Linked DNA regions of Mus musculus: region 1 is linked to region 2. A link is a loop called in an ENCODE intact Hi-C map of the cell type or tissue named here. Cell type or tissue: left cerebral cortex. All regions are shown on one strand. Each heading gives the region's core, and the rest is flanking DNA. Links, peaks and the distances in the headings are about the cores only. Region 1 holds the start of Gm34409 (a long non-coding RNA gene). Region 2 holds the start of Gm23104 (a small nuclear RNA gene).

What was found. Peaks named below come from ENCODE experiments on the same cell type or tissue, not always from the same donor. Only the 100,000 strongest peaks of a DNase experiment are listed, where the experiment ranks them.
Region 1: it touches region 2 in a loop (2.1-fold over the local background); 1 of 42 quality-filtered maps calls a loop at or near these places.

The regions. Positions count from the first base shown.
Region 1 is chr13:45,073,585-45,088,807 of GRCm38, forward strand. Gm34409 (a long non-coding RNA gene) reads left to right here and starts at 1,909. Exons shown (of 3, transcript XR_382300.3): 1 at 1,909-2,190; 2 at 3,878-3,992; 3 at 4,204-4,374. It also overlaps the pseudogene Hsp25-ps1. In left cerebral cortex, for the core only: no CTCF peak of the experiment used is centred there; DNase peaks (open chromatin) are centred at 6,513, 7,380 and 10,282.
Region 2 is chr13:45,023,248-45,038,470 of GRCm38, forward strand. It overlaps Gm23104 (a small nuclear RNA gene), which reads right to left and starts at 3,106; the gene lies at 3,005-3,106. In left cerebral cortex, for the core only: a CTCF peak has its summit at 7,762 (motif pointing right); DNase peaks (open chromatin) are centred at 3,030, 7,789, 8,225 and 8,599; H3K4me3 peaks cover 385 bases; H3K27ac peaks cover 1,103 bases.

The DNA of each region.
Region 1 (15,223 bases), core at 3,063-11,062, 51 kb after region 2:
CGATGATTACAAAATCAAAATATCAGTCAACTCTGAAAAATGTTGAAGATTTACAGTGCCCCACAGTATCAAATATACCAGTCAAGACTTATCCTCTATATAAAAATAAAGGACATAATCTCATTAGCATGTGAAGTTGGTTTACTCTTTAATAAATAGCAGAATTTATAGATAACAAAGAATTGTTTTAAGATAAATTCCTTGGGGCCAGAGGGATAGCTCAGTGGATAAGAACACTTGTTGCCCCAGCAGAGGAAACATGTTTAGTTCCCAGCACCCACATGATGGCTCACAAGCATCCATTACCCTAGCTAGTTCCATTCTCCTCACCTTCGTAGGCACCAGGCATGCACATGGTACACATACACATATGCAGATAAACTTTTCACACACATAATAATCTAAAATATTCTCCTTTAAAATGTATTATCAATAATTGACTTTATATATGTTTTATGTACATAAACACCAAAGGTCACATAAACAATTCTTGAGTGGAGGCTCTGGAAATGGCTCTGTGATTAAGAGCACTTGCTGCTGCTCTTCCAGAGGACTTGAGTTCGGTTCCCAACACCCACATTGGGTGGCTCAAAACCCTCTATAACTCCAGCTCCAGGGGATCTGATACCCTTCTCTGATCTCCATGGGCAGTGTACTCTTGTGCCTATGTTCATACATAGATAAGCACCCACATAATTAAGAATAAAATACATCTTTAAAAAAATTCTTGATTGAAAAAGGGTTATCAATTGGGAAAGTATATAAAGCCCTGTGTATGATAACAAGGGACCAGGCTCACCTCTAGCACTGGGAGATAAAAGGAGAGCTGGCAGAGATAGCAGTCAAGCTGGTCCAAAGGAGTCTTGATCTATAGCTGAGGGACAGGAGTGGCAATGGTGTGGAAGTGGAAGTAGACATTCTACTGACTACTTTTGGATGCTTGCCTTGCCAAGGAGGTAGGGTGGGGGCACATAGATAGGCACAGTTTTGTTGGAAAACCACAGTTTCTATTTTCTGAATTTATGAAGCAAATTTCCCTTTCTCTCTCTTCCTCTCTTCCTCTCTTCCTCTCTTCCCCTCTTCCCCTCTTCCCCTCTTCCCCTCTTCCCCTCTTCCCCTCCCCTCCCCTCCGCCTTATACCATACTGCTGAACAATAGCAAACCTCTGTGCTAGGGGATGGTTCAGTTGGTAAAACACTTCACTTTGCAAGCATGAGGACTCTGACTGGTGAGATTGTGGCTTATAAGCCTAGCACTTGGGGCCATGGAGGAAGAAGTATCCTTGGAACTTGCTGGCTGGCCACTCTAATGTGATTGATGAGCTCCAGGCCTGTAAAAGACCCTGTCTCAAAGGAGGAATATAGTTTTGTGTACCTGAGAATGACAGTCAAGGTTGTCCTTTGACCGCTACACCTCTCTCTCTCTCTCCCTTCCCCCTTTATTAAAAAATAAAACATGTATCCCAGGGAGACCAAAAACCTGCAGGAAACTAGGTGGAAAATTGTGGACAGAAACAAGTCCAGCTACTGGATTAGCAAAGAATGTTTATAAACTTACAAAATGGCTGCCTCCTTCCACCTCTAGGGAAAAAAAATGTCCTCCACTCTATCTTAACAGGAAACAGACAGAGTAGGATTCTGGGAAATGTAGTCTAGCCTCTCCAAGTTAGCACAGTACAAAGGCAGGACAATGGGTGCTGAGAACAGCTTCTCTAGAGTCATGGCTCTGCAATGCTATAGTTGTGACTTTTACCCCACAAAGTAAAATTGGTCTTTGGAGGAATATCATTGTCCTTGCCTCCAGCTGCTTTTCTGCTCCTCCTGTTGGACCCATAGTCCAGGTCCTCCGAGAAGCAAACATTCACAGCAGTTAAATATGCAAGACGTTAATTAGAGGGGACACCTGCTAAAGGAGTAGAGGGAAGCAGAGAGGAGGAGGGAAAGGAGTCTAACACAGGAAAAGGAAGGTGCAAAGGTTGAATAGGAGTGATTCAGACTGTCATGGAAAGCCACCGGGAAGAGGCCTGGAGACAGGCCTGCCTCAGTATTCTACTATGCTGGCAACTGACAGCAACCTGTGACCTGTAAGAAAAGTGACACAGAGGGCTTTGTTAGAAGGAGATCAGAGTCACTCAAAATGGCCTGAATGGTGGACAGAGCAGGACCAGCTGCTGATAATCATTTTCATCAGGTCAGTGTTTTTTGTTTTTTGTTTTTTTTTTAATGTGTTGCTCTGAACAAGACAGACCTAGCTTGCTTTCCTCTTTTGGAGGGTGAAAGTAACTATTCTGAGTCCAGAGCCTTTGTTGATGGAGATAACAAAAGGAGAAGACAGTTGTGGGTGTTGAACAGAGTAAGATAAAGTATTGCTGTAGCCATAAAAATGTTTCAGCCTGGGGTTGGAGAGATGGTGCAGTGGTGTGAGCCTCGCTGTTCTTGCAGTGTTCGGTCCAAATTGGACCCTGCAAAATGGCAGTACTGGTGGAGACATCCTAAATAGCACTCTAGACTGTGTGAATACAAGGATTGGTATTGGGTAAACAGAAGCCTAAACTCAGCATTCCTCAGGAATCTCAAGGCCAGTTTGTGTTCACCGTGAAAACCACTGCCTCCCTTATTTGTCTCAAGGTCAGCTACTTTGGGCAAGGGCATCCTTAACAGCTTGCAGCAGCTCAAAGACTCACATCCTGCTGATCATCATGTAAATGGTGCCTGATCTCCTGCCTAACTAATGTCTCTGTTCCCCAGAGATAGCCCTGAAGTTTTATTCAGCAAATAAATATGTCTTTCTACCCAGTGAGTGGTCCAGTCCAGTGGTTCCCCTGTGCCCTCCCTCACACAGACTGTCTGAGTTGGTTCCCAGCCCAGCACCCATGTGGCAGTCAGCTGTAACCCCAGCTCTAAAAAATACAGTGCCCTCTTCTGGACACACACACACACACACACACACACACACACACACACAGATGTACATAAACACACACACACACAAAATTCAAAGTTAGCTTTAAAAGTGGGGATGAGTTCCAAACAGTCCAGATGTCTGCTGATTTACTGCATTTCTTAACAAAACAAATCACAACCTGGAAAGCTGTGATGTGAAAAGAAGTCTAGGATTTACTGAAGTTAGAGATTTGCAAAATATAGGCTGAGACTTTTTCCACAGCCTTTTATTCCTGTTTGTTTGAGAAAGCAAATGGAAGAATGCATAACAAATGGATGTAATGAGATGGATACAGACACACATACACACACACATATACATATACATACATTTCCTATGTGTATATGTATACCTGTATGTATATGTATGTATGGGAAGATGGGGTAGGGCACAGTACCACTTTACCACAACCTGTTACCACTGTCTTATGTTTAGAGCAAAAAACCATATTCCAATAAGAGTAAGGAATACTTGGACAATTCTACTCTGATGCTCATCAGATAGTTTTCTAGTGAAAACAGAGGCCCATGGGGATTACAATCCAATGTAAAGGATGCATCTTAGGCTCTTCTGCCAATCTTTGTTCTTAGTTTTTAGCTGTAGGGTTAGATGATGAATTTTTAATAAGCATTCATAGCACTATTTTTTAAATTAAAAATAACAGGAGTGGTCTGTTAGGCCAGTGAAGCCTGTATGGTATCTAATAAACGTGATTAGGGATCATCAAGAACTTCCCTCCTGAGCCAGGCATAGTGGAGCACACCTTGAATACCAACACTTGGGAGCCAGAGGCAGGTGGATCTCTGTGAGTTCAAGGCCAGCCTGGTCTACATAATGAGTTCCAGGACAGCCAACGCTGTTACACAGAGAGACCCTGTCTTGAAAAACAAGCAAACAAACAAACAAACAAACAAACAAACACTTTTCCCCCTAGCCTTCCTGCCTACAGGAAAACTCAAAGGCACATCACCTTTACCTCTCGCGAAGCCACATGAGGGGAGCGGTCCTTAGTGACTGGAGTTCCAGGAGGGCAGCCCTTCTGTCTATCGGTGAGTAAACCCCACGTGCTATTTAGGACACTGACCTCAGCCTTCCAGGTACTGAAAGGCAGTCATTCCTGACTTGGACACTAGCTGTCTTGAAAAGAAAGAAAGAAAGGGAAAAAAAAAAAAAACTGTTTTTCTCCTAATTTAGCTCGGTCCCCTGGGCTTAGGGCTGTTTTCAGTAGCTTGGTAAACAATCTGTTCTGACACATTGCAGTTGCAACAGCTTCACATGGGGATCCTCACCAGGTCTGAAGACTGAGACGCGAGTTCATTAGCTTCCCCCAGACAGAGCCCTGCACCGGTGCTGCAGCATCAGGGAATGAAAGGACGACAATTCCAGAAACCTGCTGAGAACAGCCATCTTGAAGACCTTGGAGAGCAAGCCTTTATGGTCTGTCTTTTATGGTGGTATTTCTTTTGACACAGTGTTCCTAATGCATCATCTTTCATAACCAGCCCCATCAGGTTTGCCTTCCTGAGTGTGCTAGCTTGAGTTCAATGGCTGTAATAAGCAAATGTATAGTTTAGCTTATACTTTACATTGAAAGGAGTCAGGGCAGAAATTCAAGCAGGGATAGAGGCAGGAACTGTAGAGGAAAACCTCTTATTGGTATGCTCCAGGCTCATGTCTTACATAGCCCAGGCCCACCTGCCCAGGGACAGCACTGTCCTCAGTGTACCCCCTCATCCCCCATCCTCCAGCAACCAAGAAAACCCCCAACAGACATGGCCTGAAGGTCAACTGATAGAGGCGTTTTCTTTTTTTTTTTTCTTTTCTTTTTTTTTTTTTTTTTTTTGAGCAGTAGCTTGCAACTTTTATTTGAGAAAAACAGCAGGTAAATGTATGTATCAAAAGAGCGCACAGATTGACAGAGAGGGGTGGCCAGCAATGGCTATGGGAGATAGGCAGCAGGCTGATGGCTTCTACTTGGCTCCAGACTGTTCGGACTTCCCAGCTTCTGGGCCCCCAATTTGGGCGCGGGCCTCGAAAGTGATCGGAATGGTGATCTCCGCTGACTGCGTGACTGCTTTGGGCAACGGAGCCTCCACGGTAAGTGTGCCCTCAGGGGATAGGGAAGAGGACACTAGGGTGGGGTCCACACCTGGAGGGAGCGTGTATTTCCGGGTGAAGCACCGAGAGATGTAGCCATGTTCGTCCTGCCTTTCTTCGTGCTTGCCAGTGATCTCCACCACGCCTTCCTTGGTCTTCACTGTGAGCTCCTCCGGAGCGAAGTGGTTGACGTCCAGGGACACGCGCCAGCGATCAGCCGTCTGTCGGATCTCCGAGACCCCGCTGCTGAGCTGTCGGTTGAGCGCTCGGCTGAAGGCTGGTGCGGCCAGGGTCACCGCCGCGGGGCCCTCGGCGGTCGCGGCGGGCAGCGGGCGCACGTATCCGGGCCACCCAGCGGCGCTGAACCACTGCGACCACTCATCGGGCAACCGGGGCACCCCGAAAGCTTGATCGAAGAGGCGGCTGTGTGCAGGGTACCAGTCCCGGAATGGTTCCCAGCTCGGGCTCCGCAGCAGCGAGAAGGGCACGCGGCGCTCAGTCATGTTCTTGGCTGGTCAAGGCTGAGGATCTAGAAGCACTGGGCTGAGGATCCGAGAAGTCTAGAGGCGTTTTCTTAACTGATGCTCCTCCTAGGTGCGTCAATGGACAGCCAAGATTAACACCCTGAGGTAGACTCTGCTACTATCTCAGTTGGTAAATAGCCACTGCTTAGTGCTTAACTATAACCTTACACACCTCTGAGCCCTTAGGTTTTAGCCACAACATTTGAAGGTCTAAAATCCCGGCTGACTTGAATTTGGGGCTGTTGGATGCCCTCCAAAAATGATGAAGCTAATGATTTTGAGATGAAAGATCATGCTGGATTGTCTGGTGTATTCGTTACTTTTTAAATTGCTATGACCAAATACCCAAGAGGAAACAACTTTATAGAGGAAGGGTTTATTTTTTGGCTCATGGTTTGGGGATACGCTCCATCATGATAGAGAAGGCATGGCAGGGAAATGGCTCTCAGCTCTGGTGCTGGAGTGTGAGGTTGCATGTTTACAACTGTGTTGACCAAGAATCAAAGACCAGATGTTAAGCAGGGATGGACTTCCTCCTGTGAAACATCACCCTGGAAGGGTTCTACAACCTTCCCAAATAGTGCTCCCTTCTGGGGACGAAGTATTCAGTACATAAACTTGTGGGGGTCACTTTACATTCAGGTCACAACGTCTGAGTAGACAGAATGTAATTGTGTACCCCTGTGGGGAGGCAGAGGGAGATGATCAGATGACACAGGGGAGAGGAGGCAATGAGGGAAATGAACAGAGATTTTTGAGTGCTGCACTTGAGAGACAGAGTGATGTAACAACAAACCAGCAAGCAACACAGCCACGAGAAGATGAAAGAAGAGTTCCAAGCCTGCAGCCTCTTAGGGAAGAAAGCCCTGCTGACACCTTGATTTCCCGACTCACGGCCTCCAGAAATGTTAGAGGATAAATTTTATGTTGTTTTCAGCCACCCAGTCTGTGGTAAATTGTCACAGCAGCAGCCGAAGGAGCTAAAATGACACCTCTCCCTGAACTGTGTCAGCCTTTCAGCTAGCTCTCTGGAGACCAGCTTCTGCTAACTCATCCTGAGTGTAAAACTTCCCTAAAGGCCTTTTGCACATTGTCTTCAAAACTTTGCACGATCTGGTCCTCTCCTACTGTCACATCTTTAGTCTCATTGAGTAATGATGGTTGTAATAATCACTTTATAGAGTGCTGGGTACCGTGTTGAACAATTTACTGGTAATGCTATATTTCATTCTTGCAAAACCACACAGGTTAGCATTGTATGATTGATTCATGGGTGAAGAAACTGAGGCCTAAAGAAAAACAACAAAAACTCTGGAGATGGTTCCATGCTTGCACCAGATTACAGTCTGTCCTGCCTTCCTCATCATTGTTATAAAACATCTGACAGAGGCAACCTAAGAGAGGAAGGTTCAGTTTGGCTCATGGTTTGAGAGGGTTCAGTCCCTGGTTTCTTGGCCCCATGTAATTGGGAAGAACATCACAGCAATAAGAATGTGTGGCACAAGAATATCTTTTTTTTTTTTAAAGATTTATTTAATTGTTATTATATGTAAGTACACTGTAGCTGTATTCAGACACTCCAGAAGAGGGCGTCAGATCTCATTAAGGATGGTTGTGAGACACCATGTGGTTACTGGGATTTGAACTCAGGACCTTCGGAAGAGCAGTTGGTACTCTTAACCACTGAACCATCTCTCCAGCCCAAGGCCTTCTTTGCCTCATGTCAGACAGGAAACAGAGCCAAGAACAGAGTAGAGACCAGGCACAGCTTTCAAAGACACTTCCAGTGACCTACTTTTTTCTGAGTTGGCTCAGCCTTCAAAAGTTTCCTAAAATAGTGCCACCATCTGGTGACCAGGAACTCCGTGCATGAGCCAATGAGGAACATTTCACATTCAAACTTTAGCACTGTCACTTTAACATTCTTGCTCACAAGCCTTAACATTTAACTTCAACACTGTTGTTCTCAGTCTTATCTGCTTTTTCCAAAACCTACCACCTCTTTCTGCGGGATCAGAATATGGACTGCTTTCTTTCAAAATTAAGTTCTTACCAATAAAATGTCATCTAGGGCGATGCATTAATTATTTTTCTTGTTGCTGTGACAAAATATCCAACAACAAACATTTTAAGAGAAGAATGAGGCATTCTGGCTTACAGTTCAAGGGGATACAGTCTATCCCGGCAGGGAAGTCATGGCGGCAGAAGCTTGGGACGGTTGGTTGCCTCACATTCCACAGTCAGGAAGTAGAGGTTGATGATTGCTGTTGCTTACCCAGCCTTACCTCTTTTATCCAGCCCAGGACCCAAGCCCAGCATGCTGTCCTCCATTAGGGTAGGTCTTCTGACTTCCATGAACCTAATGATGATAATCCCTTATAGGCATGTCTCCTCAGAGATTCTAGATCCTGTCAAAGTCCTTTTCAAGGACTTTCCAGTCACTGTAGTACACACACACACACACACACACACACACACATATTAATGTATATATATATACACACATATGTATTTTATATTTTTATATATTTTTATATTTTTTATATTATAAATATAATATTTTTAGGGAAAACATGGGAACCAATAGCTTTCTAGTTCTTTAACATCTGAAGTGCCTGAACATTTCCCTGTTACCGTTATTTTGAGTTACCAGACAAACTACAAAATTGAAAGTTTTTTTTATTGTTTATTAATGTCATAGATGAATGCAATGTTTTAACCAAATTTATTCAATTTCTCCCTTATCTTCTCCTTCACTTTCTCCTCCCAACTTTAGTGCTTTTTTCTTGTTTTTTAAAAAAAAATCCACTGAGTCCATTTAGTATTGCTTGTATGTGCATGGGTGTAAGACAGTCCACTGGAGCATGGGCCACCTCTCAGGGGTTTTCCTTCCCTCAGTACTATCAATTGTCAATAACTCCTCAACTAAGAGTGGACTCTATAAGTCTCTTTCCCATCCACTTTCATGGTTTGGCTAGTTTGGTCTTGTGGATGGGATCACAGCTGGTGTGATTTCATGTATACTATGACCCAGTTATGTTGGATGCATGACTTTCAGATAAACAACAAAAATGCCTTAGAGTAAGTATTCTTCACACAATATTTGGGACATATTGTCTTAGCTAGGGTTTTATTGCTGTGAAGAGACACCATGACCACTGCAGCTCTTAGAAAGAAAAACATCTAACTGGGGTTAGCTTACAGTCAGAGGTTTAGTGCACTATTGTTATGACAAGAAACATGGTATACATGCAGTCAGACATAAGGTAGAAAGGAGCTGAGAGTTCAACATTTTGGCCTGAAAGGCAGCAGGAGGAGACTGTGTGCCCACTGGGCATAGCTTGAGCATAGGAGACTTCAAAGCCCACCCTACAGTGATACACTTACCCCCAACAAGTTTGTACCTCCTAATAGTGCCACTCTCTATTGGCCAAGCATTCAAACACCATAGTCTATGGGGGCCATTCCTATCAAACAACCACACGTAATTTTAAAATATACTTATTCTTTATTTGAAGTTCAGAATTGGTTGATTGTTTGCTCTGTACTTTTGTTGGTTCAGTTTGACAATTTTATTTTACAGCAACTTGGATAGAAAAGGCCATAAGCCATTGCCCCTTTCTCTTAATTCCCTGTCTCAATGTAGAGAGGGTGTTGTGTTTCCCAGGGTGGTCTAGAACTCGCCACTTAGATGAGAATAACCTGGATCGTCCTGCCTCTACTTCTCAAGTTCTGGGACTATAGGTATGCACCACCATGCTTGGCTAAGATGAAACCTGAGTTATTTCTGAATGATCCCTGCTTCATTTTCTCCAGGGTTTGCATTCTGGCATGGATCACCATAGTTGGCTCAAACCTCCTAAGGATAATACATTGTTTTCTTAACTCACTGAGGAGTCTGATTTGCATTTTTTTGGAAACCATTACATTTTCTACCCTCCTTCATATTACAGATTTTTTTTCTTTATTTTTGTAACTTGAAGTATTTCTAAGGATTTTTAGAATTTTTGTTCAAGGCTCTCCCAAAGCTTGAGAAACTCCCGACTTTATAGACTATATTGGCAACCAGCCTTCCAGACTTATCTTCGGCTCTCTTACTTCTGCCCTTCCTGTCTGAGTATGAACTCGTTGAGAATATCAGACGTGTATTTATGCCTGTGAATATATAACCTGCAGAATAGTGTGTGTGAGAGAGAAAGAGCTGAAGAAATACTGGCTGCAAACGAGTGCATTGGGGCTGAATGCTAGGACTGGTCACAGATTTGACAAAGTCTCATGCATCATATAATTAAAACAACACACAGGAGTTGGCAGAAAAAAAAATCTCTCAGAGATAAAGATAATCTCAGAGATAAAGATCCTTTCCTGACTTAAGGAAAGCTAACAAGACGGCAAGACTGGAAGCATGAACCTTGATCTCAAGGGATGATTGGTCTCAAAAAATTGATCTCAATCCCTTGTATGAAAAAGACGATGCAGGAAAAAAATCAATTAAGAAACACAGACTAATGGGCTTTTAGTTATTCAGAAGCAGGGTGAGACTCATGTCTCTTTTTGTCACTCTCGCTGAGAAGCCTGGGAGCATGAGAAAATAATTTTTCCCACTTTGCAGTGAGTGACAACAAGGTTCCCTGCTGCTGAGAAGAGCGATGCTCCATCTTTTCACAGAGGCAAGAGGCCAGCGAGGGCTCCTTGGACTACGTCCAGAGAGCCTGTCCCAAGACAGAGTCCAGATGGGTGATTGACTCCAAGGTCAGGGGCCTGTTGTAGAAGGGCTGCAATGCTCTTTGATGTGTGCCTGCGACCCAGTCACAACCTGTCTCTGGAAACAAATTGCAATCTGGCTCTGAGGCCCTTCACCCTCCATAGAGCCAAGAGTTCATCTCCTGTCAGTTTCTTATCATCTCTCCCTGCTCCTTGATAATTGTGGCAAATAATTTACATGTCTCGAACAGTTCTAGAGGAGCTGTGAAGAGACCCCCCCCTCAATGATTATATTTTGGCTCAAACTTGTTTTCTTTAGGGCATTAAAATAGTCTTTGAATTATCAACTTGGAGTTTTTTTAAGTTCAGACACATTTAAGGTGATTCTAATTAGTTTCCTAACTTTCTTGTCTTCCTTTATCTGCTTATTAATATTTATTCAACCACTCGAGTCTCCCTTGCCATCTGCTTTTCCATGAAATATGCTAAGAATTAAGCAACAGAAAAAGGAGGCAAGCTCTCTGTTTTTGAGAATATTATTTGGAATTACTTTCCCTGGAGTTATTTTCTTCACTTGAACTTGAGTTCTGCACCATCCTGGATGTTTAATCTTCAGACACTGGTTGCCATCTCAAGGAGGAGCTGAGCCTCTCTGATAATTAAAAGGTCCTGTAACTTGAAGGTCTCAAAAGGAAAGCTTTCTCACCCCTACTGGTAAAGTGCTTGCTTAGCATATGTGAAGCTCCAAGTCCAACATTTAAAGCTACCAAAAAAGGCATAGGTGAGGTTTTATAATTTCCCTACCTTATTGAGTGGAATAAATAATTTAACACTTGATTCTGGTTGGGAGAGATTATGTGAATTATGTGGTCCTCTGTCAGTGTCTGTCTGTTTGTCTGTCTCTCTCATGTTCCTGTTGAGTATAAAATAGCTGCACAACAGAAAGCTGATTATATATGTATCTTAGCTTTAACCATCAACTTGATGCAACCTAGAAGCACCGACAGTCTCAGCTGAAGGGACAGTTGTCCTGATCAGGTTGGCCTGTGGGCATGTCTGGGCCGGGGGTGCTGTCTTATGTATTAATATATGTAGGAAGGCAGATCCTGTCTGGTGTAGCGGCTTGTGTTCTCATGCTGATAATGTTACCCAAAAACCTGTTTGCAGTGTCCCACTCATACCACTAAAGGAAGCCTGTTCCCAGTTGGGTCTTGACTGGTCAATAAAGTTACTGGCAGCAATGGCTGGGCAGAGAGACAGAGGCGGGACTTTTAGGATTCCCTGGAATGGACCAAGGAAGGAGCGAGAGGAGATTCTCCCATGATGAGGGTGTAGGAGATGGACTCCACAGGAAAGTTGCAGGAGGGTGAGAGCCGACATGTAGGTACAGGGGAAAGTGGCCCCAGGAGGGCTGCCCAGCAGGGTCCAGGGTGGCAAAGATAAAATACAGATTTAGTAAGTACTAACTCAGGAATATCTGAAGGGAGTATGTGTTAGCCACATGGAGTTAGGGAATGACCCAGTCATTGAGCAGTTTAAGGTATTTAAACTTCAGAACCCTGGGGTGATCACCCACCAGGGAGTTTAGAGCAGATTAACAATTTACCACACCACTTGGTGTAAATGTTTATAGGATTCTTAAAAAGGAAATGTCTAACAAGAAAAAAGTGATCAAGCATTTTGTGTTCTATCCATAGGACAAAGTGTTATGTAACTATTAATGTAGTTAACATTTTTTTAGTAACATGATAAGACACATTAGATGGGAAGTAGGGATCAATTCAATATGATCACAACTCTGCTAAAACGTGCATGAGAAAACCGGAAGGGGATTTATCAAAACATTAATGGTATCATCATTGGACTTGGGGACAATTGATGGCGTTTTCCTTTATGTGTCTCAATCTTATCAACAGTTTATTATGAGCGTACTTTTTTTTTACAATCTTTCTTTCCTTATTATTATTATTTTTTGAGCCAGATCTCACTCTAGTCTAGTCCAAAGACCTGACTTTATAGTCAATGCTTTCCTACGCTGGCCTCTCAAGTGTTGAGATTACAGATATAAACCAAGCATGATGCCTGGCTTTGAAGTATCTATCTATCTATCTATCTATCTATCTATCTATCTATCTATCCCTACCTACCTTCCTACCTACTATCAATCTATTGTCTATTTATCTATTTATCCATGGGGGTGTAGTTGTGTGTGCACATGTGCCATGGGACAAGTGTGGTATGCCAGCTGGTCTTATGTCAACTTGACACATGAACTAGAGTTATCTGAATGGATGGAAACTTAATAGAGAAAATGCTTCCATAAGAGTCTGCTGTAAAGCATTTTCTTAATAGCTACTGATGGGAGAGGAACCAGCTCATTGTGGGTGGTGCCATTCCTGGGCTGGTGGTCCTGGGTTCTATAAGAAAGCAGACTGAGCAAGCCAGTGAGAAGTACCCTCCATGGCCTCTGCATTAGCTGCTGCTTCCATGTTCCTGTCCTGTTTGAGATCCTGATTTCCTTCTATGATGAATGGTCATGTGGAAGCATGAGCCAAAAAAAAAAAAAAAAAAAAAAAAAAAAAAAACCCTGCCCCCACACCAGCCTCCAACTTGCTCTTGGTGATGGTGTCTCATCACAGCAATAAAAATGCTAAGATAAGTTGGTGTCAGGAGAGGGGTAGTGCTGTGACAGACCTGACCATGTTTGTGGGAGAATTGTGAAAGGACTTTGGAACTTTGAGCTAGAAAAGCCACTAAGTGCTAAGAGCTTAGTGAGTTGTTCTGTAGGGCCTTGGAAGAAAAGAACATTGAGAGTGGTGCAGATAATGAAGGCCTGGCTTGCGAAGTTTAGAAGGAAGCAGAGACCGCACTGGGCTTTTGTGTGAAGAATCTGTGGTTCCGGTTAACTGGGGCTGAAGAATCAGCTGTGATTAACAAGATACCAGAACTACTAAAGGGAAGCCTTTGCTTAGCTGGCTCAATTGATGCTGGCTAGCTGCAGCTAGGGAATTCGTGGTGGTTAAGAAGAGACCAGCACAGAGAAGCTATGTTCTAGAGCTGGCAAAGGTTTTATTGAGTGCTGCCCGCTAACATGGTAGTGTAGGACTCACCCAGGTGGTAGTGGTTTTGAAGGCATGAAGGCATTGTGGAGAGCAGCTGAGGCTTGACACTAGGAGGAGCCAGGAGATGCTATTTGGGAAGATGCAGCCTCAGTGTCTGTTGAAGGCCCAGGATTGAAGGGGTCATGCAAAGAAGTTGAGGCTTGGAGGCATGATAAGAGCCTGTGTGAGCCTATTGGTGAAAGTGCAGCCCAGATGCCGAGGAAGACCTCAGCATTTTGGAGATGCCATGGGTTGATCACAGAGAACAGCAGCAGTGGAGTGGAGTTAGCCAGGGCCAAGGAAACAAGCTGTGTGTGTGTGTGCAGAGGGTAGGGCTGGAGAAGTGATCCAGGCTCATTGGAGGAGCTCAAAAGATCGAGAGTGAATCCTGGGTAATCGGACACTGAGTTGGTTTTGCTTGGTTCAGACTGTGACTCTGTGACTGTGCCCTGGTTCTTTTCTGTTAAAAAAAAAAAAAAAAGAAAGAAAAGAAAAGGTATTTAATTTAATTTTGAACTTTACAGGAGCCCACAGCCGAAAGACTTTGACATTAAAAGAGATTTTGGATATTTTAAAGAGACTGAAATTTTAATGTGCTTGAATTTATAAAGACGGTGGAACTTTTAAAGTTCTTTATGTCTTAAATGTGAGATTGTGGGGATGAATAAGAAGGGAAAGATGTGGCTTGAGAGTTATATATTTGCATGTCGAGCTGACAAGGGGTCAGTTGTGCTGTCTGGTCTTAAGTCAACTTGACACACAAACTAGAGTTATATAATAGAAGGGAACCTTAATTGGGAAAATGCTTCCGTTAAGTTCTGGGTGAGGCGTCTTTTTTAGATTAGTGATTGATGGGAGATAGTGGATAGTGCCATCCTTGGGCAGGTGGTCCTGGGCTCTCTAAGAAAGAAGGCTGAGCAAGCCAGGAGGAGTATACCAGTAAGCAGCACCTTCCATGGCCTCTGCATCAGCTCCTGCCTCTAGGTTCCTACCCTGTTTGAGTTCCTGTACTGACGTCTTGCAATGAGGAACAGTGCTGTGGAAGTGTAAGCCAAATAAACCCTTTCTTCCCTACGTTGCTCTTTGGTCACGATGTTTCGTCACAGCAATACAAGCCATAACTATAACATGTGGTCAAAGGACAACATGTGGAAAAATTTCTCTCCTATCATTCTGTAGATTCCATTGAACTCAGGTTATCAGAATTGACAGAATACCTTTACCACCTGAACCTTTTTTGTTGTTGGTTGTTTTGAGATCAGATCTCCTGACTTTCCTTGAATTCACCATGTAGATCAAGCTGGCTTTGAACTTGGGGCAACTCTTCTGACTCTACCTACTGAATGTTTAGTTATGGGGTGGGGTCTGTTTCTAATAAGAAGGGAAAAACTTATAAAGAAAACGTAAGAACCTTCATTAGAGTATTAAAAAGGAAATGTATACTGAAACATCATCTATGACCTTAGAAAGTTTTATTTACCCCAGTGATAAAATAGAAGTGAATATGTTTTAATTCCAGCCATGTGACTATCGGTGACCTTTGCATAGATGTGTATATTGTCTTGCAAAACACTCTCAGTTTGCATCTATAACTTCATTTGATTCTTTTTGTTGTCCTTTCTTTTATTTTTATGTGTATGGGTGCTTTTTCTTCCTGTATTAAGCACTCCATGTGCATAGAGCACTCCCAGAAACAAGAAGTGGGTGCTGCATTTTATAGAATGGGAGTTATATAAGGTCATGAGCTGCCATGTGGGTGCTGGCAATCAAACTGTCGTCGTCCCGTCCCCCCCCCCCCCCCCCCCCCAGAGAGCAGCAAATGCTATTAACCACTGAGTCATCTCTTCAGTTCCT
Region 2 (15,223 bases), core at 2,785-10,784:
CCTCTGGCCACTGTGGGCACTGCGCGCACACATTGTACCTAGAAGCACGCAAGCAAAACACGCATATACATAAAAAATAAAAATTACTTTTAAAAGAATTTAAAAAAAAGCAACCAACCGACAACCACCCAAAATAAACAAACCAACAAACCAGAAATGGGTCCCCAGCCTGGGTTTCTCGCCATCATCTCAAGGGCTGAGGGGGCGGAGGAAAAAGCCAACGGAATGATAGCATTCCTTTCTGCTCCCAGTTCTTCCAGGACACAACCAAGAAAACGCATGCTCCGCCTATAGCCACGCCTCCCTCACCGTGGGGCGTGGGGTGGGGGAGCAACACGGTGGTGGAGGGAGTTTGGAGAAAAGCCAGTTTGGATTTCCAACCATTGGATGTCTTGATCACCCATGAGTTTATGAGGTCGCAGGTGGGTCCATCACTCAGCCACTCTGACCGTTTCTTCATTTGTAAAACAGGCACAAAAATACCATCACTGGGAAGTTTCGGAGATATAAACTTTTTACCTACCTGAAGATAAATGCATTGGCCTGTAGTAAACTCTCCTAAGTGTTTAGAACTGTGTAGAAGTTACTCTTAAAATTAGTCACGGATTTTTTAAAAAATTCAAAGATAAATTATGCGAAATCTAATCCACCCACAGAACGGATGCTCGGTTTGCATTCAGGATTAGCTAGGAGCATCTTTTAAGACATAAGTGCTGCAGATAAAACACTCGTGCACCCCGAGAATCTCCTAAGCTTCTCTTTCCTGATTTCCGGAATAAACTGGGTAACAAAGCATACTTTTGTTTTGTATGCTTCTTTTTCTTTGGATTTTATTTATGTTCAGTGAATAAATACACCCATAACATTGTCTGCACTATTGATAATTAAAGCTACTGGGAGAGGAAGACAAGAAGTAGGAGCTGACATACGGAAGTTTCTACAGCAACTCAGGAGATTTCACCACTGGGCTGTGGTGTGCTTAAGCCATTACTTAGTTTGAAGCTAACAGGCACGAACCAAAAAGGTTATGGTGTAGTTATTTCACCCTTTTGCTAAATCAAAATTGGAGAAATTATCTAGGGCGTTTGAATAGTCTCTGGAGGATGTAACTATTTCTTAATTACCCAACTAGAAAAACGTAAGTGCCCCTGGAGAGTTCTCAGGAAACATTAGCAGTTTATTTGAACTGCTGCCCCAGAGCGATTTCTCTAAAGGAACTCAGCCTTTGAGATTTAGATACCTCCGTTTTTTCCCTCAAAGCCTTTGAGCAGCTGAGCCGCAGTGTGTGCAGTAGATAACATCCAAGCTCAGAATATGAAGGTGGGTTGAACTTGTAAAAAAAAAAAGAAAAGAAAAGAAAAGAAAAAGTTACTGAGTCTCATGGTTAGGTGTATTTGTTAATATCCGATGTGCATTTAATAAGGACCTATGATATACCAGGGACACTGGAGTCACACAGAGTAGGGGATGTTAAAGTTTTCCTGGAGCTGGCAAAAACCAAAAATGAATAGATGGCCTCCATGTGGGAAAGTGAATTGGGGACAAAGTGCAGGAGAAAAGGCCAAGGAGGGTGAAGGAAGGCCAACCTGGGCTGCACAACAAAATCCCGACACAGAACACTAACAAGGAAAACACACTTGTTAGTGCACTGCCCTCTTAAGACAGTGATCACTCCTAAGAGTCATTGCCACAGCCTGGAGGGCATGAGGCCACTCCCACTGCAGCGCCCTCTCTAGCACTGAGTTAAGCATCTTCCAAGTTACAGCCCTAAACAGTACCCGGCTCTTCCAAGCTTTCCGTCTTGTAGTCTAGGTTGAACGAAGTCATGTGACACGAAGCTTCCTGTTCCCGCAAAGGTTATAAAAGTTGGGTATTTTCTTTGTTCTAGGGATTTCTTTGAAGGTGCTTTGTCTTCTGCCCGCCCGCTTCCCGCATCTCTTATGCTCACCCACAAGGAAGCTCTTCTCCAAGGCTTCAAGGCTCTGTTATGCTGTTTTATCTGTAAAGGTGTTTTTTTTTCTAATCCTTTCACTCCCAGCTTACAGCCCAATTACAGCTTCAAGGCCATTTCTCCTAAAACACCTTATTCCTGAGGGTAATTACGTGTCAGCATCCATCCACAAAACAACACACACACACACACACACACACACACACACACGTACAAGACGCGCGTGCGCGCACACACACACATGCACAGACGCAATCACGCACACACAGACAGATGTATGTACACATACACACACACACGTGCACATGCGCGCACACACACACACTCACGACTGGATGCACACACACACATACAGATACATGCACACTAACTTAGGCAGGGAGGGGCCTAGTGAGCCTGGTCAGTTTTTAAATTTTGATATCACTGAAGCCAACATCCCTTTAACTATCATGAGGTTAGGCAGCTTCCATGATGTGGCAGTCACTGCTTTCACACGTACATCAAAAAGCATTAAACTAGCGTAAAAAAACGGTCAGTGTTCAAGAGCACAGGCTACTCTTTCAAAGGACCTGGATTCGATTCCCTGCAGCCATCCGGTGCTCACTACTATCCCCAGTTCTAGGGGATTTGATGCCTTTTTGCCTCTGCAGGCACCAGGCATGCATGTACTGCACAGACAAACATAGACAATACATAGACAATAGCAAAATAATGTTTAAAAAGTCAGATGCCTAGGGAATATATTCCAGAGACGAGAGTGCAACGTTCTTTTAATTTTATGTCTCTGGGCGTTTGTCTGCATGGATGTCTGTGTGCCAGTGTGCACGCAGAGTCCTCATGGGCCAGAGAGGGTTTTGGGGTGCCCTGGGACTGAGGTTACAGACAGTTGTGAGCCCCATATGGGAACTGAACCATGGTCCTGAGGAGAAACATAAAATGTTCTTAACTGCTGAGCCATCTTTCCAGCTCTGGGAACATTTTCTTTTACATCAAGTTGTTTTTTTGTTTTTTTTTTTTTAAATAAGAAATAGGCAAAGCCAGCTTTCTTTTCAGAAAAATATGGAACACCTCATGAATTTGCATGTCCTCCTTGTACAGGGGCCATGCTAATTTTTCTGTAGTTCCAATTTTAGTATATGCGCTGTCTAAGCAAGCCCTGGAACATTCTTTTAGAAACTATCCTTATTCAATTTCTTTTTAAAACAGGGCTTCGTGTATCCTAGGCTGCCCTTGAACTTGTGATATAGCTAAGAATGATCTCTTCTTGCCCCCACTTCCTGGGTGCTGGTTCCACACACCCGATGTTATGCAATGATAGGAATCTAACTTATCATGGCTTTGCCCATGATAGGCAACCACTCACCCAAGTAGGCTTGGTCACTCTTAATTTAAAAGCATGGAAATTAACCACTATGAATGTGTGTGTGTGTGTATATACATACATATATATATATATATCCCTGAAGAATTGGATTCTATACATAAAAGAGGTTTGATTTGTTTACTTGTTTATAACATATATAAGCAACACAAAATAAAATCTTTCCAAAAAAAGTCTTTAAAAGCTGTGTTAGTTAGGGGTTTCATTGTTGTGCATAGACACCATGACCAAGAACTCTTCTTAGAAAGACAACATTTAAATGGGGCTGGCTTACAGGTTCAGAGGTTCAGTCCATTATCATCAAGGCAGGAGCAAGGCAGGCATGGTGCAGGAGGAGCTGAGAGTTCTACATCTTCATCTGAAGGCTGCTAGCAGAAGCCTGGCTATAGGCATCTAGGAGATGAGGGTCTTAAAGCCCACCCCCACAGTGACACACCTACTCCAACAAGGCCACACCATCTAATAGTGCCACTCTCTCAGTCAAGCATATGCAAACTATCACAAAAGCCATCTCAATAAATATGAAATGAAAATCCAAGTGACCACAGCACGTTTTGTCTCCATGGGACATAAACATGGTCAATGTCCGGGTTAATCAAATATGCTAATTCCTTTCTAAATATTCTTAGACATGTATATTCTTTTAAAGAAGTATCCAGAATTCTAAACAATAAAACTTGCACAATTTCTTACTTTAGTTTTGAGACAGGGTCTCATTATGTAGCCTGGAATTTGCTAGAGCCCAGTCTGGCCTTTAACTCACACAAACCTACCTGTCTCTCCCTCTCGAGTGCTGGGATTAAAGGCACGTGGCACGTGGCACCACACCTGACTACACTTTCTTACTGAAGAGTAAGACTATTTCAGCTTAGTATCTTTGATAAATGTTTACTGAAAACTTACAAATACCAAAAGAAGGTACCAGCATATGCTAACACACACACACACACACACACACACACACACACACACACACACACACACACATATCTCCTTTCCTTAATAGAACTTAGAAAATCTTGCTTAATGATGTTTCTGGACTGCCAGGTTGCAATCATTCAACTACATTGTTGAGCCATGTACCAGAGCCTCCATTCCTTCTCCACCTTGGTGGACTGTGTCCCTGTAAACTGCATGGTACTGGTATAGAGACAGACAAGTAGACCAATGGAATAGAATTGAAGACCCAGAAATGAACCCACACACCTATGGTCACTTGATCTTTGACAAGGGAGCTAAAACCATCCAGTGGAAGAAAGACAGCATTTTCAACAATTGGTGCTGGCACAACTGGTTGTTATCATGTAGAAGAATGCGAATCGATCCATACTTATCTCCTTGTACTAAGGTCAAATCTAAATGGATCAAAGAACTTCACATAAAACCAGAGACACTCAAACTTATAGAGGAGAAAGTGGGGAAAAGCCTTGAAGATATGGGCACAGGGGAAAAATTCCTGAACAGAACAGCAATGGCTTGTGCTGTAAGATCGAGAATTGACAAATGGGACCTAATGAAACTCCAAAGTTTCTGCAAGGCAAAAGACACCATCAGTAAGACAAAAAGACCACCAACAGATTGGGAAAGGATCTTTACCTATCCTAAATCAGATAGGGGACTAATATCCAACATATATAAAGAACTCAAGAAGGTGGACTTCAGAAAAGCAAATAACCCCATTAAAAATGGGGCTCAGAACTGAACAAAGAATTCTCACCTGAGGAATACCGAATGGCAGAGAAGCACCTGAAAAAATGTTCAACATCCTTAATCATCAGGGAAATGCAAATCAAAACAACCCTGAGATTCCACCTCACACCAGTCAGAATGGCTAAGATAAAAAATTCAGGTGACAGCAGATGCTGGCGAGGATGTGGAGAAAGAGGAACACTCCTCCATTGTTGGTGGGATTGCAGGCTTGTACAACCACTCTGGAAATCCGTCTGGCGGTTCCTCAGAAAATTGGACATAGTACTACCGGAGGATCCAGCAATACCTCTCCTGGGCATATATCCAGAAGATGCCCCAACTGGTAAGAAGGACACATGCTCCACTATGTTCATAGCAGCCTTATTTATAATAGCCAGAAACTGGAAAGAACCCAGATGCCCCTCAACAGAGGAATGGATACAGAAAATGTGGTACATCTACACAATGGAGTACTACTCAGCTATTAAAAAGAATGAATTTATGAAATTCCTAGCCAAATGGATGGACCTGGAGGGCATCATCCTGAGTGAGGTTACACATTCACAAAGGAACTCACACAATATGTACTCACTGATAAGTGGATATTAGCCCAAAACCTAGGATACCCAAGATATAAGATACAATTTCCTAAACACATGAAACTCAAGAAAAATTAAGACTGAAGTGTGGACACTATGCCCCTCCTTAGAAGTGGGAACAAAACACCCTTGGAAGGAGTTACAGAGACAAAGTTTGGAGCTGAGATGAAAGGATGGACCATGTAGAGACTGCCATATCCAGGGATCCACCCCATAATCAGCATCCAAACGCTGACACCATTGCATACACTAGCAAGATTTTATCGAAAGGAGCCAGATGTAGCTGTCTCTTGTGAGACTATGCCGGGGCCTAGCAAACACAGAAGTGGATGCTCACAGTCAGCTAATGGATGGATCATAGGGCTCCCAATGGAGGAGCTAGAGAAAGTACCCAAGGAGCTAAAGGGATCTGCAACCCTATAGGTGGAACAACATTATGAACTAACCAGTACCCCGGAGCTCTTGACTCTAGCTGCATATGTATCAAAAGATGGCCTAGTCGGCCATCACTGGAAAGAGAGGCCCATTGGACACGCAAACTTTATATGCCCCAGAACAGGGGAACGCCAGGGCCAAAAAGGGGGAGTGGGCGGGTAGGGGAGTAGGGGTGGGTGGGTAATTTTGGTATAGCATTGGAAATGTAAATGAGCTAAATACCTAATTTAAAAAAAAACTGTAAAATTGGGGGCTGGAGAGATGGCTCAGCCGTTAAGAGCACGGACTGCTCTTCCAGAGGTCCTAAGTTCAATTCCCAGCTACCACATGGTGGCTCACAACCATCTGTACAGCTACAGTGTGCATATATACATAAAAACAAATAAATAAAGCCACCATGTGGTTGCTAGGAATTGAACTCAAGACCTTTGGAAGAGCAGTCCATCCTCTTAACCACTGAGCCATCTCTCCAGCCACCAACATCCTTGTTTCTTATGCCTTTGGATTGTTATCTTGTGGCTGTTTTGTCTACTATTCATGTTCAGGCTTTTGTATATGGACCCGTTTTTCATTTCTTTGTGGAGGGTGGGGGTGGATGTACATAAGAGTAGAATGCTCAAGCATATAGTGGTTCTATATCAAATGTTTGGAAGTAATGCCAAACTGATTTCCACAGCACTTGCAATGTTTCATAATCTCATTAGGAAAGTATCAGATTTCAGTTTCTCTGTGTCCTCATCATCATGAGATATATTTTGAAAAGTTTTCCTGGAACTCTGAGACAGCTCAGGATAGTTTAAATGATCTGGTTGCTTGAACATCATTTTTACCCTCAACTTGGGATCACAGAACTGTTAATATAGAGCAGTGTTTCTTAGTCAGGGTTTGTATTCCTGCACAAAACATTATGACCAAGAAGCAAGTTGGGGAGGAAAGGGTTTATTCAGCTTATACTTCCACATGGCTGTTCATCACCAAAGGAAGTCAGCACAGGAACTCACACAGGACAGGAACCTGGAGGCAGGAGCTGATGCAGAGGCCATGGAGGGGTGCTGCTTACTGGCTTGCTTCCCCTGGCTTGCTCAGCTTGCTTTCTTATAGAACACAGGACTACCAGCCCAGGGATGGCACCACCCACAATGGGCTGGGCCCTCCCTCCTTGATCACTAATTGAGAAAATGCCTTTCAGCTGGATTTCATGGAGGCATTTCCTCAAGGGAGGCTCCTTTCTCTGTGATAACTCCAGCTTGTGTCAATTTGGCACACAAAACCCAGCCAGTGCACAGTGTTTCTGCACTGAGAACAACGCCGAACACCTATTTATCCCGCATTCACACCTGTTTAACCTTACGGCTGTTTTTGACGATCCATTTCTCTCTCTCCACCATGCAATTCCAATCTTGTGAAAATTCCCATTTGCTCTCATCATTTCATAAATCTCAAAATTGGACCAAAAAAAATCATAAGAGACAAGACTTGAACGTAGGTTCATTTGTGTGTATTGTTTTTGTTTTTGTGATACCGAGGGGTCCATGAATTTAGATTGCAGAAATCCAAAGTAGAGACTTGGTCTCCCACCCACGCGTAAAGGGCACCTTATCTGAATGGGGTCCCTTGCACTGAGAAAGACAAGTTGTTTTAAAAAGTGTAGTTAGTCTCTATCGTCAGCAGAGGGCAGACCTCAGCAGCCTGAGAGCTGGTAGCCAGGATGCGATCTTGACACCGCGTTGCGTCTCTGAGGGCCTGCAGGGGGCGCTGCAGCTCACATCAGCTGCCAAGGACGCTGCCGTCACCAGCTGCTGGCTTCTGGCTGTTGCTACTGTTCCTCACATGAAGCTGGGGGAAAGAATTCATCATTTGAGAGGTTGAGAGAGGAAAGGGCACGCTGCTGTCTTCCTCAAGACACTGGCCTGCTGCAGACATCCGGGAGGTTTACATTTTTGGGATTCAATTCGGTCATCTGAATTTATCATGGCTACAAAGAATATAAAGTCAAAGAAAAAAAATTGTATGTTAAAGTTTTCTAGTGACAGTGTACTTTTCTGAACACGGAACTAAAAAGGATAAACAGCCGCGGGCTAGGGACAAGGTTGAGTGACCCCCATCAGGACCTCCACGGGAACGTTTCCTGCTGTGAGTCAGTTTCTTCAGGGAGAGCAAGAGATGGAAACTCCATCTGACAGACCTGATACCGACTCTGGAGTTCTAAAATAGAACTCTGACACGTTTGGGCTAAACGCCTTCTCCTAGGAAGCAAGATTCTCGGCTCTGCATTTCAGAGGCAGATACTGGGGAAGACTGGTTGCTTGGGTTTTTAGGGTTTCTTGAGGTTCATCCGCATCTAGAACTGATGTGTGAATTGTGTTATTTCTTGGCCTATCATGCCTATATGCAAGCTATTCTGCTATAATAAATGAGGCTATTTAACTTTTTTTTTCTGTTTTCTTTTTCTTTTTTTTCTTTTTCTGTTTTTGAGAAAAAGTCTTATTCTACAGCCCAGGCTGGCTTGACATCCTGTAACCCAAGCTGTCCTCAGTCTGCTGACACCGCTCCCCGCTCAGCTCTCAGCCTCCCTCAGTGCATACACTACGTCCCCTTAAAGGACTTAACACTTTTGAGGAAGTCTTTATGGTCCTCGTTTTTTTAAAAACAAGAAAGCCACAGCTGTTAAAGTTCAAAGTCACGGAGTGAACCCCTGACAGAGGAGAAAATGCCACAAAATGGCTAATCTCCCTTCAGGGCTGTTGACAGTTAGTGTGCTAGTATCAACCGGTGTTATCACATTCCTCAGAAGAGGCCTGGCAGATGAGGGGCAGGATGCCCACTTACATTTAGATTCCCGGCAAAGAGCAAATACCCTTTAGTCACACCCAAAATATTGCACAGGACATGCATACTTTTCCCGACCCCAGTAGACAGTTGTGGAGGAAGAGATTTCTCTCTCCTCCCATCACTAGATTTCGATTGGAGACTTACAACAGATTAACAAGAGAACAGTATAACAAATTGATTTTGTGTGTGTGTGTGTGTGTGTGACCTGGGAGACCAGAAACAAAGGCCCAAAGAATGAGAGAAGTTGTTTTTATCTGTGTGTGTGTGTGTGTGTGTGTGTGCCTCTCTCTGTCTCTGTGTGTGTGTCTGTCTCTGTCTCTTTCTGTCTCTCTGTGTCTCTGTCTCTCTCTGTGAAGGCATCTCTGAGTATCTTCTTCTATCCTGCTCCATTTTACTTTTTTGAGACAAGATCTCTTCACCAACCTGGAACTTGCTGTTTAGCCCAGATTAGCTGACCAGCGAGCCCCCGATTTCCTCTTGTCTGCCTCTGGGTGAGATATAGGTGCAAGAGATCTGACCTCAGACCCTCAGGCTTGCTCACTAATTACTTTATCCATTGGGCCACGCCCCATCACTGAGATACTGTAATCTTGTAGGCACTTATGTAGAGGTATGATTGCTCAAAAGGATGTGATCTGAGGCTGATAGGCTGGGAGAACTCAGACACTTCTCAGTGGCCCTGGAGCTTTGGAGAGAAGGGTGCTCCTTTACCTCCAGTGTAGGAAGAACGCCTATCAAATGAAGGACTTGAGATCTGTTTCAGGATGGAAGGGGGTCGGGGGAGAAAGAGTTTCCTGCTCTGTTAGTTACTTTATCATCGTGCTAGCCAAATACCTTTTGGGAATAAAGGAGGAGGATGTATTCTGGCTCATGGTTTCATAGGGTGCAGTCCGTACTTACTGGTCTCCATCACAGCACCAAAGACTTAAGCAGAACATCATGTACCAGGAGTAGAGGGCGGCTGTTTACATCACAGAGGCAGCTAGTAAGAGTATGCGTGGATTGTGCGTGGCCGGTCATACTTTTAGTCCAGTACTTGGAAGGCAGAAGCAAGCAGATGTCAGCAAGTTCCAATCCAGCTTGATCAACATAGGAAGGTCTCTCTCTCTCACACACACACACACACACACACACACACACACACAGACACACACAGACACACACAGACACACACACTACCAGAGACCTAACCCCCTACCCTGACTATTTTTCTAACTAGTTCCCGCCCCTTAAATTCCCACCTCTTAAAAAACCTCCGTCATTTATGGGCTGAGCCTGCAGATCACTAATCTATATGGGACATTTCTCAACCAAACCATTTCTGTTGTTTTCTTAATGCTAAGATGCTGTATTTTGTTATGTCCTGAACCCCATCACAATTCGACCTTAAAACTACGAGCCTGGGGCGAACCCACGCTGCTCTTAAAATTCTACCGTGAGGTACCCTACAGGTCTATGGTTAATTTATGTTGGAGAGAGATTTCTGAGAAAGGCAAAGGTTTCCAAAACACACTAGACGGTTTGCAAGGAAAACAACCATTCAGGCACATCAAACCCGGTTACAAAAGAGAACAGTGAGAGTTGGCAATGTGGGATTCTGGGGAGCGACTGGCTGGTGCGCTTGGGCTAGGTCGGTGATACACTTTGAAGGCATAAGTAACAGGATAGTGAACTTTATGGGGCTTGTTCTGTTTCGGACATTCAAGGGGTCTCTAACAGGCTCAAGCATGACAGACATGCCCCACCCCCCCACCCAGGTGTTGCCCTCTCTCCTTCCCTCTCCCTTGTTTAACCTTTTAAAGTACATTTCTAAAGCCAGCCCCCAAGGTCTAGGCCCTTACGAGTCTACTGACTCATTCCCGAAACTAAGAACCATAGTCCAGCGATCAAGATTTATTATTTGGCTGCCCTGGCTAATCTGCCCGTCAGGACTCACCCAACGCCCCTCAGCACAGACTTCCTTTTTCTTCTCCCCTTTTGTCCACTCCTGCAAAAAGCACCTCCCCACCCCCACTCCCAACCCCGACTCTCGATCGTCCCTCTGAGATAATAAATCTCCTTTGTGCTGAGAATTCGGTGTCTGAGTGTGTTCTCTACCGATTCTGAGGGGTCCCCTTACAGATGTGATATGTTTCTGTGCACTTTTTGTTGAAAACAAAATGTCTATCAGAGCTGGCTCAGTAGGTGAAGGTGCTTGCCACCAATTCTGACAATCTGGGTTTGATCCCTGGGACCCACATGGTAGAAGGAGAAAATTGACTTCCAAAAGTCATCCTCTGCCCTCCATACATGTGGTTCCCCATCAATGCACACATTAAATTAAATAAAGATACAGCAAGCATGCCCAGATCCTGGAACAAGACAGACATAGGGAATCCCAGCTCCAGGCTCTTGAATCTCTGTTTTTTTCGTCTATAGAATGGAAATAACAAAATGTAATTGATAGCAATGTTGTGTGCTTCAAAAAGAAGTTGTGGGCTTGGAGAGATGGTTAAGAGCCATGACTGCTCTTCCAGAGGTCTTGAGTTCAATTTTCAGCTACCACATGGTAGCTCACAACCATCTGTAATGGGATGTGATGCCCTCTTCTGGTGTGTGTGAAGACAGCTACAGTGGACTCCTATACATAAAATAAGTAAATAATTCTTTAAAAAGAAGTTGTGTTGATAACAGTTTTGGGGGTGCCAGAGTCTGCAGGAAGTGGTATTGATTTGGTCTCTGTGGGTTGACATATAGATTGCTCCTGGGCTCTAGCATTCTATTAAATAAAACGAGACCACGCATTTTTGCTTTCATTGGCTGTGTCTCCTTAGCCACATCTGTTTTTCATTAGTGTGTATTGAAAACCCGGAGAACTCACCTGAAACTTTGCACACTTTGAATGTTAAAACGAAATTGCTGCCCTTTGAGGAAGCAAGTCTGAGCAAGCTGGTGACACTTGAAAAGAGGAGCGGCAGAACAGAAAGACAAGCTGCTCTTAATGTCACAGCTAGCTCGGAAGTGAGGGCAACACGCAGAAAAATCGATGAAGAAAAGGGTCCTGATTGGAACGGGTGATAGTTTGCCATTGACATGCAAAGATGTAGATTCTTTCCCCTAGCTGAACATTCTCTAAAACCCCACCAGATAAACAGTATTTTAGGAAAAGGTTGAATTGTGATTTTATTATTTATTTATTTGCATTTTCCCAGCCTACCATGAAAAAAAATATTTATTTATCTGTGTGTGTTCATGTGTGGTCAGAAATCAAATTTTGGGAGTCTGTTTTCCACCCCACCCCCCTCTACCTTCTCGTGTGATTTCCAAGGATCGGATCTAGTTTTCAGGCTTGGAGGTAAGCACCTTAGCTAACTGGTGCATTTGGCTGACCCTGGTGTATATTCTACACTCGCAAAGCTCCTGAGTTATGGCACATGCCTAAAAACCCAGCAGTCGGGAGGTGGAGGATGGCAAGACCATGCCTGAAAACCAAAAATCAAGAATGTCAGTCACACTAGTATCTAAACCACCACTGAGGCTGGAGAGGTGGCTCCTGGATTAAGGGTTCTTGTTGCTCTAACTCAGGTTCAATTCCCAGCCCCCACAGAGCAGCACACGACTTCCTGTAACTCCAGATTCGGGGGACCCAACACCTTCTTCTGACCTCCGCAGGCACCAGACATGCGGGTGGTGCATAGACATGCAGCCAAGGCACTTGCGTGCATGAAATCAACTCAATAAACCCCAGCACCCACCACCACAAAACACAAGATCAATTATCATTGACTCCAGAATGGAAATCATGATGGAATCTTAAAAATAAACTCTACAAAAGTTACCATGTCAATTCAGAGGAAAGTAAACATGTCTGCAAAAAAAAATTTGTGTTGTATACATTTTACATCAAGAGTTATCATGCCCGGGGAGTATACTCACAAGTAATCTAAAAGCACAAATCAAAATAATGCAGACAAATAATTTGACCCTAGAATATACATACCCAGTGTCAGTCCTGTGTTGGTAGACTGCAACCTGGAATGGCCTTCTGAAAAGCCATTTGCTTGTATGTGCTAAGAGTTCTAAACACACCTATGTCATTCAACCTGGTAGTTCTATAGGATGACTTTAGGTGATAGTTTAGGTCTCAGTTAACAGGAAACTATTCCCCATGTCGCTTTGTAAGCCGGGGCCCACGTTCACCGTGTAATGTGGATGAATAGTCGTCTCATATTGGGTTCCTTTCCCTTTTCCATTTCCATGTGTGTGTAGGTGTGCGTGTGTGGGACTGTACATATGAGTGTGTGAAGGCGTCTGAAGGTGTGTGAAGGCCCGAGGTTAATGTCAGTATCATTTAGGATCTCTCTGCTGCCTTACTCATTGAAGCAGGGGCTCTTAATCAAACCCAGGGCTCACTGATATGGCTCATTTTGCTAGTCAGCTTGTGCTGAGGAGCCTAGTTCCCAACTCCCAGGGAAGCTGGAATTACAGGCAATCAGCCACAGCCACCTGGCATCTGCTTGGGTTCTTGGAGAGTCACACTCTGGTCCTTAAGCTGTCATTGCATGCTCCTTAGCCACTGACTAATTGCCCCAGCCTTCTTGACTTGCAGTTTTTGCAGCACTGGGAGTTGGGTACAGAGTAAGAACACGCCAGGCAGGAGCTCTACCACAGGTCTACATGCCCCAATCTTCGTTTTATTTAGTTTGAGACAGGATCTCACCACGTTGCCCAGATGGGCCTTGGATTTATGATCCACCTCCTCTACCTCCATAGCAGCTGGGATGCCAGGCCAACACCACGATGCAGGTAGCTAATGGTGGGAAAGTGAGATATCCAAATGTCCATCAACCAGGAAGGGTGGAGTAAATGATGGGAACTCATACTGTAGAAGACACAGACATTAAAATTATGTTTACCAAGAGCTGAATAAAAATAGAAAGTGCTCAAAATGCACAGGCTTGCATTAATGAAAAAAAAGCTGTATATGAAATTATCTCAACTCTTGAGAAATGTGCTTATAAAAACAATGGGATAAAATACAGCAAAGTATTAACAATTGTGAGCCAGAGAAATAACTCAGTGGGCAAAGACACTTGTCTTCAAACCTGAAGACCAGGGTTCCATCTTTGAGCCCCACAGGGTGGGAAGAGAGGACTGTCTCCTTCAGGTTGTTCTTGAAATCTGTGCCATGCTGTGGAAGGTGAAGACATGTGTAAGCATGTTCTCTCTCAACACACACACACACACACACACACACACACACACACACACCACACTACACACACCATACACACATACACCACACATATACACACACACCACACACCCACACTGAATAAGTATAGTATAAAATTTAAAAAGTGGAGCTCTTTTAAATTGTGGGATTTTTAAGTAATTTTTGATTTTTTACCTTTTTACTGTGTGTGTGTGTCTTTATTTTCTCTGTTGAACACAATCATGGTCATAATAATTAAAAGGATAGGCTACTGCCTGGGAATTCTTCTGTGTATTTCTGTGTTTGTTATCCATGGGCTGACCTCTGTGCAAAGAAGAAAGGGGTGTGATGATGTCTTTGTGACAAACCATTTCATCTCCTCAGAGCTCACAAAGTGCAGCTCACATCAGTATGAAATTGGAGACTTTCACTGTATTTAAAGAACTCCAGTTGCCTGAGTTAAACAAACAAAATCATGTTTTGCACATTGGTGTGTGAAATGTGTGAAATTTTCCGCCCTTGGGAGAGCATGCAATTCACAGTGTCTATTATTTTTAAGTTATCAAACCCATCTTTGTTAATAAGATCTATAATTACCAGGCAGAAAGCATAATGAAGTTGGCTGGGTACAATGGAGGCCAAAGCCAAGTTTTTCCAAGTGTCTGATGATTCCGGCTGACAGCCATTGATTAGAGTCTTGCTATTTTAAAGTAATTTTAATGAAAAAGGAATGCTTATAGAACATTAATAGATGAATTTATATTGCTTAAAAGTTTTATAGTTCTTCATTTGAGTATTCCTTTGGGTTTGGAGATATTCTCTGTCTCTCTCTGTCTGTCTCTGTCTGAGACAGGGTCTTATTATGTAGCTCTGGCTGGTTTGGAACTTGCTATGTAGACTAGGCTAACTCTAATTTATGAAAATCTGCCTGCTTCAGCCCCCTGAGTGATGAGACTAGAAGTATGTGCTCAGTTTGTTTCTTTTCATAAATTATTAGTGTGTGTGTGTATGTGTGTGTATGTGAGTGTGCATGTGTATGTGTATATGAGAGTACGTGTGTGAGTATGTATGTGTGTGTGTGTGCATGTGTGTATGAGAGTGTGTGTGAGTGTGTATGTAAGTGTGTATGAGTGTGTGCATGT